Regions from separate parts of the Homo sapiens genome. Here regions 1 and 3 are each linked to region 2. The links are chromatin contacts, found by Hi-C or POLR2A ChIA-PET in ENCODE. All regions are on one chromosome and are shown on one strand. The core of a region is the stretch at or near the end of the contact, and the rest is flanking DNA. Distances in the headings are between cores, read along the strand shown. Region 1 holds the start of DEF8 (differentially expressed in FDCP 8 homolog). Region 2 overlaps FANCA (FA complementation group A). Region 3 has its middle 24 kb from the start of DBNDD1.

Region 1 (3,069 bases), core at 152-2,651, 180 kb after region 2:
CCAGGGCGGAAAACTGCTTAAAGGCATTCTTAAGCCACAAACAATAGCGTGAGCGATCTGTGCCTTAAGGACATGCTCCTGCTGCAGGTAACTAGCCAGACCCATCCCTTTATCTTGGCCCATCCCTTCGTTTCCCATAAGGGATACTTTTAGTTAGTCTAATATCTACAGAAACAATGCTTATCACTGGTTTGCCGTTAATAAATACGTGGGTAAGTCTCTGTTCGAGGCTGTCAGCTCTGAAGGCTGTGAGACCCCTGATTTCCCACTCCACACCTCTCTATCTCTGTGTGTGTGTGTCTTTAGTTCCTCTAGCGCTGCCGGGTTAGGGTCTCCCCGACCGAGCTGGTCTCTGCAAGGTGGTGTGTGGCTCCCACTTGGGAGGCCTCCAGTTACTGGCACTGTCATCACCATGCCCACTGAACAAAGTGGACCAAGCCCCAGAGGCAGCCAAAACCACACCTTTCTGCAGGGAGGGTAAACTGAGCCCGCGAGCTCAGGGCAAGCGCACCAGGCGCATATGCTGGCCTTCATCTGTCCTCAGCTCCTCCCTGCGGGCACAAGCGGGGGCAGCTGAATCTTCCACGCGAGAAGCCTAAGAGTAGGGATACGGGGGCGGGGAGCAGCAGGCCTGCTCTGTGTGTAAACAACGGGAAAGCAGGAATAACGCCAGGGCCCGCGGACACCAGCTGCCTCCGAAGTCCCGCTGCCCGGCGCCTGCATGGAGCAGCCTCCTGAGCGCAGTGTGGCGCGTCCTCCTGTGTAAAGAGGGTAGAGCCGCGCCGGGTCCCTCCCTCTGCAGCCGTGAAGCCCCCGCGGGGCCCTGCAGGTGGCTGGCGGCACCTGCACACGGTGGTTCTCTGTTCCTTTTTCCTCCTCAACCACTGAGGTTAAAAAAAGTGTTAAAAGCCACCCTTTTTGTTTTTTTGAGACGGAGTCTCGCTCTGTCGCCCAGGCTGGAGTGCAGTGGTGCGATCTCGGCTCACTCCGAGCTCCGCCTCCCGGGTTCACGCCGTTCTCCCGCCTCAGCCTCCCGCGTAGCTGGGACTACAGGCGCCCGCCACCGCGCCCGGCTAATTTTTCGTATTTTTAGTGGAGACGGGGTTTCACCGTGTTAGCCAGGATGGTCTCGATCTCCTGACCTCGCGATCCGCCCGCCTCGGCCTCCCGAAGCGCTGGGATGACAGGCGTGAGCCGCCGCGCCCGCCCATTTTTTTTAAACGTGTTGGGGTTTGGGTTTCAGCCACAGGCCTTCTGCGATGAGAGGAAACCCAGGACGCGCAGCCCCAGGTCAGGCCCGCGGAACAGCCGGGCGGACTCCGGGGCTCGCAGACTCGCGACCCGCGTGCCATGAACCTCCGCGCCGGAGGCGGCAGCAGCGAGCGCGGGGCTGGATCCAGCGTAGCGGGGCGGCCGGGCGGATCCAGCGCAGCCGGGAGACAGATGCGAGGCGGCGGTCAGGTGAGCGGCGCGGGGCCGGCGGGGTCGGGGCCGGCGGGGACGGGGCCGGCGGGGACGGGGCCGGCGGGGACGGGGTCGGCGGGGTCGGGGCTGGGAGGGACGGGGCCGGCGGGGACGGGGTCGGCGGGGACGGGGCTGGGAGGGACGGGGCCGGCGGGGACGGGGCCGGCGGGGACGGGGCCGGCGGGGTCGGGGCTGGGAGGGACGGGGCCGGCGGGGACGGGGTCGGCGGGGTCGGGGCTGGGAGGGACGGGGCCGGCGGGGACGGGGCCGGCGGGGACGGGGCCGGCGAGGTCGGGGCCGGCGGGGACGGGGCTGGGAGGGCGGCCCGCCCGGCGCAGGGGCCTCGAGACCTCGGCCGCCCCACCCCGGGGACGCCGCCGCTGCTCCGGCGTCCACACCAGCTGCGTGCGGAGCACCCGGGCGGCTCAGGGGACCCGCGTGGCCGTGCCCCCGCCCTGGGCTGCTCCGAGCCTCAGTTTCCCCCTCGGTGGAACGGGTGGGTGGGAGAGACCTGCCCCCGAGGAGCCCGGGAGACCGGGCGAGCTCCCGCGGGTGTGGTGGGTGGGGAGGCACAGTGCTGGGGTGGCTTCTCCCTGCAGCAGGTGCCGAACCCACGGCCAGGCTTCCGTGGCCAGCAGCCCTAGAGGAATGGCCATCCTGTCCCTGCGAGCCCCTGGGCCCTGGCAGGCGATGCAGGTATGGGCAGACAGGACGCTGTTGACTCCGCACACCGGGGTGACTTCTCAGGTTCTCGGGGTGGCAGCTGCAGTGATGACACCGCTTCCTGGTGGTCACGCCGCGGGCAGGACGCGGGAGGCCAGGTCCGTGCATCCCGCGTGTCCTGAGCTTCGGCCCAGGGTCCCTCCGTGCCCCGGAACCCCGCCGGCTTTCTTCGGCTTCCTTTCATTGCTAAGTTGTGGGGTCCTCCCCGATGAGAGCAGTGGGCTCTAGAGGAGGGGCAGGGGGTGGCCAGACCTCTTGCTTTCACTCTTCCACTTCCTGCCCGCTCCTTTCTGAGGCCAAGTCCCACATCTGGGTGCAGAACTGGTGGGGTGAGCCTGGTGAGAGGGGCAGGCTGGCGTTCTGCTCAGAGTCGGCCACTGTGGCCGGCATCCCCAGGTCTGTGTGAGCAGAAGCTAAGGCTGCGAGGCCAGCGGCCTCCCCTCATTCATCCCCTGCCCGTGCGCCAGGCCTGGGGCTGGCACTGACTGTCAGTAAATAGGCAAATAAAAGATGCCTTTTTTCACAGCCCGGAGGAGAGCTGGTAGCCTAGAGTACAGCTGCTGGGCAGAACGGAGGTGTCCCTGCCAGCGTGCCTTCCTTGACGCTCCTCTGGCCATGTTTTAAACACCAGGAGGTTTCCAGCGGCTTCCCCAGGCGTAGCTCCTGCACCTTTTTCCTGGGCTGGTCACCATATGTGATGACAGTGCCAGTCTGTTCTGAGCAGCTCTGGGCTCCTGGCTTCACTGACATCATAAACAAGTCCTTAGCCCTTCCATCCACCCCAGAAAGTAGGTGTTCCCCCTGATTTATAGGCAAGACAATGGAGAACCAGAGTCTAAATCAGGGCTGATTTTTTTTTTTTTTTTGAGATGGAGTTTTGCT
Region 2 (2,700 bases), core at 1-2,500:
GCCTGTAGTCCCAGCTACTTGGGAGGCTGAGGCAGGAGAATCACTTGAACCAGAGAGGCAGAGGCTGCAGTGAGCCAAGATTGCGCCACTGTGCCCCAGAGTAAGACTCCACCAGAAAAAAAAAACAAAACAACAACAACAACAAAAAACAAGTTCTCGGGCGCAATGGCTCACGCCTGTAATTCCAGCATTTTGGGAGGCCAAGGCGTGTGGGTAATTTGAGGCCAGGAGTTTAAGACCAGCCTGGACAACATGGTGAAACCCCGTCTGTACTAAAGATACCAAAATTAGTCGGGCGTGGTGGCAGGCGCCTGTAGTCCCAGCTACTGGAGAGGCTGAGGCATGAGAATTGCTTGAACCCAGGAGGCAGAGGCTGCAGTGAGCCAAGACTGCACCACTGAGCACAGCGAGACGTTGTCTCAAAAAATATATCAGTAAAAATAAAAAAAGAAGTTCGTGTTGGGAGAAACTGAGAAAGTATAGCAGGGTTTCTCTGTATTTATTAATATATTTTTTTGAGACAGGGTCTTGCTGTGTCATCCTGGCTGGAATAGAGTGGCGTGATCTTGGCTCACTGCAACCTCCACCTCCTGGGCTCAAGTGATTTCTCTTGCCTCAGCCTCCCAAGTAGCTGGAACCAAAGGTGCACACAACTGTGCCCAGCTAATTTTTGCATTCTTTGTAGAGATGGGGTTTCACTATGTTGCCCGGGCTGGTCTTGAACTCCTGAGTTCAGGTGATCAACCCGCCTTGGCCTCCCACAGTGCTGGGATCACAGGTGTGAGCACCGTGCCCAGTATCTGTATAATTTCTTAAGAGCTGCACATGAGGCCACAACGATTTTAGTCAAGATTCCAATCAAACCATCTAAGTGCTGCTGTTCTTGCCTCTGAGGAGACAGTCGGCACACGCACCCTAGACTCGAGACGAGGAGACAGTCGGCACACACACACCCTAGACTCGGGACGTGGCATGATGCAGGGGAAGGAACGGTCACCTACGTGCTGCTGTTCTTGCCCGAGGAGCACACACAAACCCTAGACTCAGGACGTGGCATGATGCAGGAGAAGGAACGGTCACCTACGTGAACATCTTCCTCTTTCAACACCTCTCGGAAGGTTCTGTGTGTCCAGAGAGAGAGGGCAGCTCTCTGCCAGTCTGCAGAAGGAAGGTGCAAGGGTCTCCAGGAAAGGCTGGCTACGTCCTCCTCAGAAAGAGGCTGTCGGGCCTCTGAGAACAATCTGAACATGAGGAACTGAAACTGAAACAGAGAGTGACCCGGCCGTTTCTTCATTGCGCAAGTTTCACTGTGAGTGGCTGAGCAAATGCTCAGGTGGAAACAGACCATCAACAGCCCACACACACAACCCCACATTCAGAGGACCTCAGTCCAGCCCCTGGGAGGGCGCAATACACGACCCCACGTTCAGGGGACCTCAGTCCAGCCCCTGGGAGGGCACAACACACAACCCCACGTTTAGGGGACCTCAGTCCAGCCCTTGGGAGGGCACAACACACAACCCCACGTTCAGGGGACCTCAGTCCAGCCCCTGGGAGGGCACAACACACAACCCCACGTTCAGGGGACCTCAGTCCAGCCCCTGGAAGGGTGCAGAGCCCCTCAGCGATCATGGCTGTGCACAGTGCTCCAGGGAAGAGCCTATGTGCAGACCTTCCTGCCATCTGACTGCTTCCTTGAGCTAAATGTCTGGAAGCAGAATTGCAGGAACAAAACTGCCTCCCAGGGGTAGGGCTGGTTTGGTCCCGGGCAGTGAAACAGCCCATCTCTAGGCCTCTGCCAGGAATGGCGTTCCCACCAAAAATGCACACCAACTGGACAAGCCAGACACACTATTGGTGCTGCGTGACCGTGTCCATCTCTGCCCCCGAGGAGATGAGAGCCTCCCATGTTTATAACCAGCCTGCTCCAAGGACTGTCGTCCCTGCTCAGCATGCTGGGTGGGAACCACGCTGCCCTCTCCTAAGCTCAAACTCCATGTTTTCTTTAAAAACTTGGCACCAGGGACAAAGTTCCTCAGAGGAAATAACTGGAAATACGTGCACCCTGGATCCTCAGGGGCTGCTCCCAGATTCTGACTTAATTTATCTGGAAAGGGGCCAGGAATCTATAGTTTCAAAAGCTTCTCAGTTGATTCTAATGTGAAGCCTGAAGTTGAAAACCATTATTTATTTATTTTTTTTTTTTTTTGAGGTGGAGTCTCGCTCTGTTGCCCAGGCTGGAGTGCAGTGGTGCAGTCTCGGCTCACTGCAACCTTTGCCTCCCTGGTTCAAGCGATTCTCCTGCCTCAGCCTCCCAAGTAGCTGGGATTACAGGCGTGCGCCACCACGCCTGGCTAATTTTTGTATTTTTAGTAGAGACCAGGTTTCACCATGTTGGCCAGGCTGGTCTCGATCTCTTGACCTCATGATCTGCCCGCCTCGGCCTCCCAAAGTGTTGGGATTACAGGCATGAGCCACCACGCCCAGCCTGAAAACCACTATTTTATACACGAGACGTTCATTAAAATCCTATAAAAGGACAACACTGGTTTGCAGTGCCATTTCACCTTTACTTTTGACATTCAGGGTTTCCAATGCTCATCTTTAAATTCCTTTGTCTGGGCCGGGCACCAGCGGCTCACGCCTGTAATCCCAGCACTTTGGGAGGCCAAGGCGGGTGGATCACTTGAGGTCAGGAGT
Region 3 (2,897 bases), core at 197-2,696, 230 kb after region 2:
CAGGGACCCCAGCTGTCCTTGCAGTTCTGTGGTATGGTTGTGGGTGACTGTTCTGAAGACCCAGAAAGCACAAGAGCCCATGCTTCTTTCTCTGTTTTTCATTAGGTCCCCCTTACATTAAAGGCAGGTCCTCCATCTTTAAGGTCCACCTGCGCCCACTGAAGCTGGACAAGAGCCTCAATAAGGACACCCTGGCGAGGAAGCTGGCAGTGCTCACCCCAGGCTTCCCTGGTGAGTGCTGCGGGCTGTGCTGTTCCCCGTGGTGGGAGCCATGTGTGCTCTGCTCCTTGTCATGGGGGGTGGTGACTGGCCGTTCTCATTCAGTTCTGGCAGTGCTCACCCTTGTCTGCAGGACTTTTCGCCTGTTGAGAGTGTTCAGAGGCCTCAGAGATCAGTTTCTTAGCCCCAAAACTAATTTGTACCCACTTGAATTTCTGTCTTAATTAAAGTCAGACTTAGTGAGTCTTACTGCAGAGCTGACAGTAATGTCCCAGGGGGAGAATCTGGCAACCTGATGCTTCCCGCAGCGTTTCTGCCTGGGGCTTGCCCTCCCTGCTGAGGAAGCTCGTTTGCTTTTCTCTCTTCTTTTCAATGAAATCCTGGTCTATGCTAGGAAACCTACTTCCCTGCCTAGGCGGGATCACCCTCAGGAATGAGTGGGGACTTTTCCAGGGAGATGCCTGTTCTTTTCACCCATGCTCCGCAGCTCTTTGCTGCGTCAGTACCTCATGGTTATGTGGCCATTGGCCACGGCTTCTGACCTATGCCCGCCGGCTCCTGCCACCCCTGGAACATTCTGCTGTGGCATCTTATCACCTCCAGCTGCCTTGGCGCCCCCAGTGGTACCCGTCCCCTGGCTCCCCACAGTGTCCTGCCTAGTGTCAGGTCACGTGTATTCACACAGGATTGTACGTTTGCCTGCTGCAGGATGGTGAGTGAGGTCTTGGCTGGCAGGTATCTGAAAGGTGTCATCTGTCTTAGACACAAAATGTGCTTCCTCCCTTTTGTTCTCTCCTCTGGCTGACTTCAGATGTCTGTTTACATACCAAAGTTAAAAAGCTGGAATGTTACCAAGACTGCTTTCTTCTGCCCATAGACGGGGATGACTCAGCACTACCCCTCAACAGAGATGACTTTGATGACTCTGCCCCTCAGCAGGGCTTACTAAGCACTACCCCTTAACAGGGATGACTCCGCACTGCCCCTCAACAGGGATGACTCAGCAGAGATGACTCAGCACTGTCCCTTAGCAGGGATGACACAGCAAGGATGACTCAGCACTGCCCCTCAGCAAGGATGACTCAGCACTGCCGCTCAACAGACATGACTCAGGGATGGCTTAGTACTGCCCCTCAGCAGGGATGACTCAGCACCGCCTCTCAACAGGGATGACTCAGCAGGGATGACTCAGCACCGCCCCTCAACAGGCATGACTCTGCAGAGATGACTCAGCACTGTCCCTTAGCAGGGATGACACAGCAAGGATGACTCAGCACTGCCCCTCAGCAAGGATGACTCAGCACTGCCGCTCAACAGGGATGACTCAGGGATGGCTTAGTACTGCCCCTCAACAGGGATGACTCAGCAGGGATGACTCAGCACCGCCCCTCAACAGGCATGACTCTGCAGAGATGACTTAGTACTGCCCCTCAGCAGGGATGACTCAGTACTGCCCCTCAGCAGGGATGACTCAGCACTGCCCCTCAACAGGGATGACTCAGCAGGGATGACTCAGCACTGTCCCTTAGCAGTGATGACACAGCAAGGATGACTCAGCACTGCCCCTCAGCAAGGATGACTCAGCACTGCCGCTCAACAGACATGACTCAGGGATGGCTTAGTACTGCCCCTCAGCAGGGATGACTCAGCACCGCCCCTCAACAGGGATGACTCAGCACTGCCCCTCAACAGGGATGACTCAGCAGGGATGACTCAGCAGTGTCCCTTAGCAGCGATGACACAGCAAGGATGACTCAGCACTGCCCCTCACCAAGGATGACTCAGCACTGCCGCTCAACAGACATGACTCAGGGATGGCTTAGTACTGCCCCTCAGCAGGGATGACTCAGCAGGGATGACTCAGCACCACCCCTCAACAGGGATGACTCAGCAGGGATGACTCAGCACTGCCCCTCAACAGGGATGACTGCAGGGATGACTCAGCACTGCCCCTCAGCAGGGATGACTCAGCACTGCCCCTCAGCAGGGATGACTCAGCAGGGATGACTCAGCACCGCCCCTCAACAGGCATGACTCTGCAGAGATGACTCAGCACTGCCCCTCAGCAGGGATGGCTCAGCAGGGATGACTCAGCATTGCCCCTCAACAGGGATGACTCAGCAGACTCAGCAGGGATGACTCAGCACTGCCCCTCAACAGACATGACTCAGCAGGGATGACTCAGCACCGCCCCTCAGCAAGGATGACTCAGCAGGGATGATTCAGCAGAGATAACTCGGGGATGACTCTGATTGTCCTTCAGCAGGGATGAGTCTGTTTTGCTCCGATGGAAGCATCTGTAGTGTCCATCAGCAGGTGAATGGCCAAAGTGGTATATACTGTAGTCACATTCAGCTATAAAAAGGAATAAAGTATCGATGCATGCCACAACATGGGTGAACCTAGAAAATACTGATCTAAATGCAAGAAGCCAGGCACAAAAGGCCACATAGTATATGTTCCCATTTATGTGAAATGTGCAGAATAATAATAAAAATGTATAGAATAGCAAATCTGTAGGGACAGACATGAGGTGAGTGGTTGCCAGAAGTGGAAATGGGAGTTAACTATAAATTGCACAGGGTACCTTACAGAGATGATGGAAATGTCCTAAAACTAGATTATGGCAATAGTTGCACTACGTGATCAGTTTATTAAAAATCGTTGATGTGTGTGTG

What was found. A loop is a pair of places that touch in the nucleus more often than their neighbours do. ChIA-PET counts read pairs that join two places held with the same protein, here RNA polymerase II (POLR2A). Pooled maps may share reads with other maps.
Region 1: a map with no recorded cell type shows a loop between it and region 2 (9-fold over the local background). The contact joins the promoter of DEF8 here to the enhancer-like site in region 2. A Hi-C loop is called at or near these places in 1 of 168 maps with a recorded cell type or tissue (upper lobe of right lung), 2 of 37 single-sample maps with no recorded cell type and 3 of 50 pooled maps. POLR2A ChIA-PET finds 5 or more read pairs at or near these places in 1 of 52 experiments (activated B cell).
Region 3: a loop to region 2 is called in a pooled map, with 5 times the contacts of the local background. The contact joins two enhancer-like sites. A Hi-C loop is called at or near these places in 3 of 50 pooled maps. POLR2A ChIA-PET finds 5 or more read pairs at or near these places in 2 of 52 experiments (WTC11 and activated CD4-positive, alpha-beta T cell).

Annotation. Positions count from the first base shown.
Region 1 is chr16:89,947,354-89,950,422 of GRCh38, forward strand. DEF8 (differentially expressed in FDCP 8 homolog) reads left to right here and starts at 1,402. Exons shown (of 13, transcript NM_001242818.2): 1 at 1,402-1,461; 2 at 2,064-2,160. RefSeq lists an enhancer at 412-751 and a silencer at 1,432-1,531.
Region 2 is chr16:89,763,806-89,766,505 of GRCh38, forward strand. It overlaps FANCA (FA complementation group A), which reads right to left. Exons shown (of 43, transcript NM_000135.4): 28 at 1,085-1,261. Among named protein-coding and RNA genes, the nearest start is that of ZNF276, 44 kb to the left of the region's middle. RefSeq lists enhancers at 1,165-1,274, 1,435-1,504. Within about 2 kb of position 1,251, at least 14 of the 41 ENCODE cell types and tissues checked have a DNase peak (open chromatin) inside an H3K27ac peak, as active enhancers do; they include upper lobe of right lung, where a contact is called at or near this core.
Region 3 is chr16:89,993,663-89,996,559 of GRCh38, forward strand. It overlaps the pseudogene AFG3L1P. Among named protein-coding and RNA genes, the nearest start is that of DBNDD1, 24 kb to the right of the region's middle. RefSeq lists enhancers at 1-811, 812-1,792, 1,019-1,313, 1,417-1,496, 1,611-2,810 and 1 more. Within about 2 kb of position 1,447, at least 21 of the 41 ENCODE cell types and tissues checked have a DNase peak (open chromatin) inside an H3K27ac peak, as active enhancers do.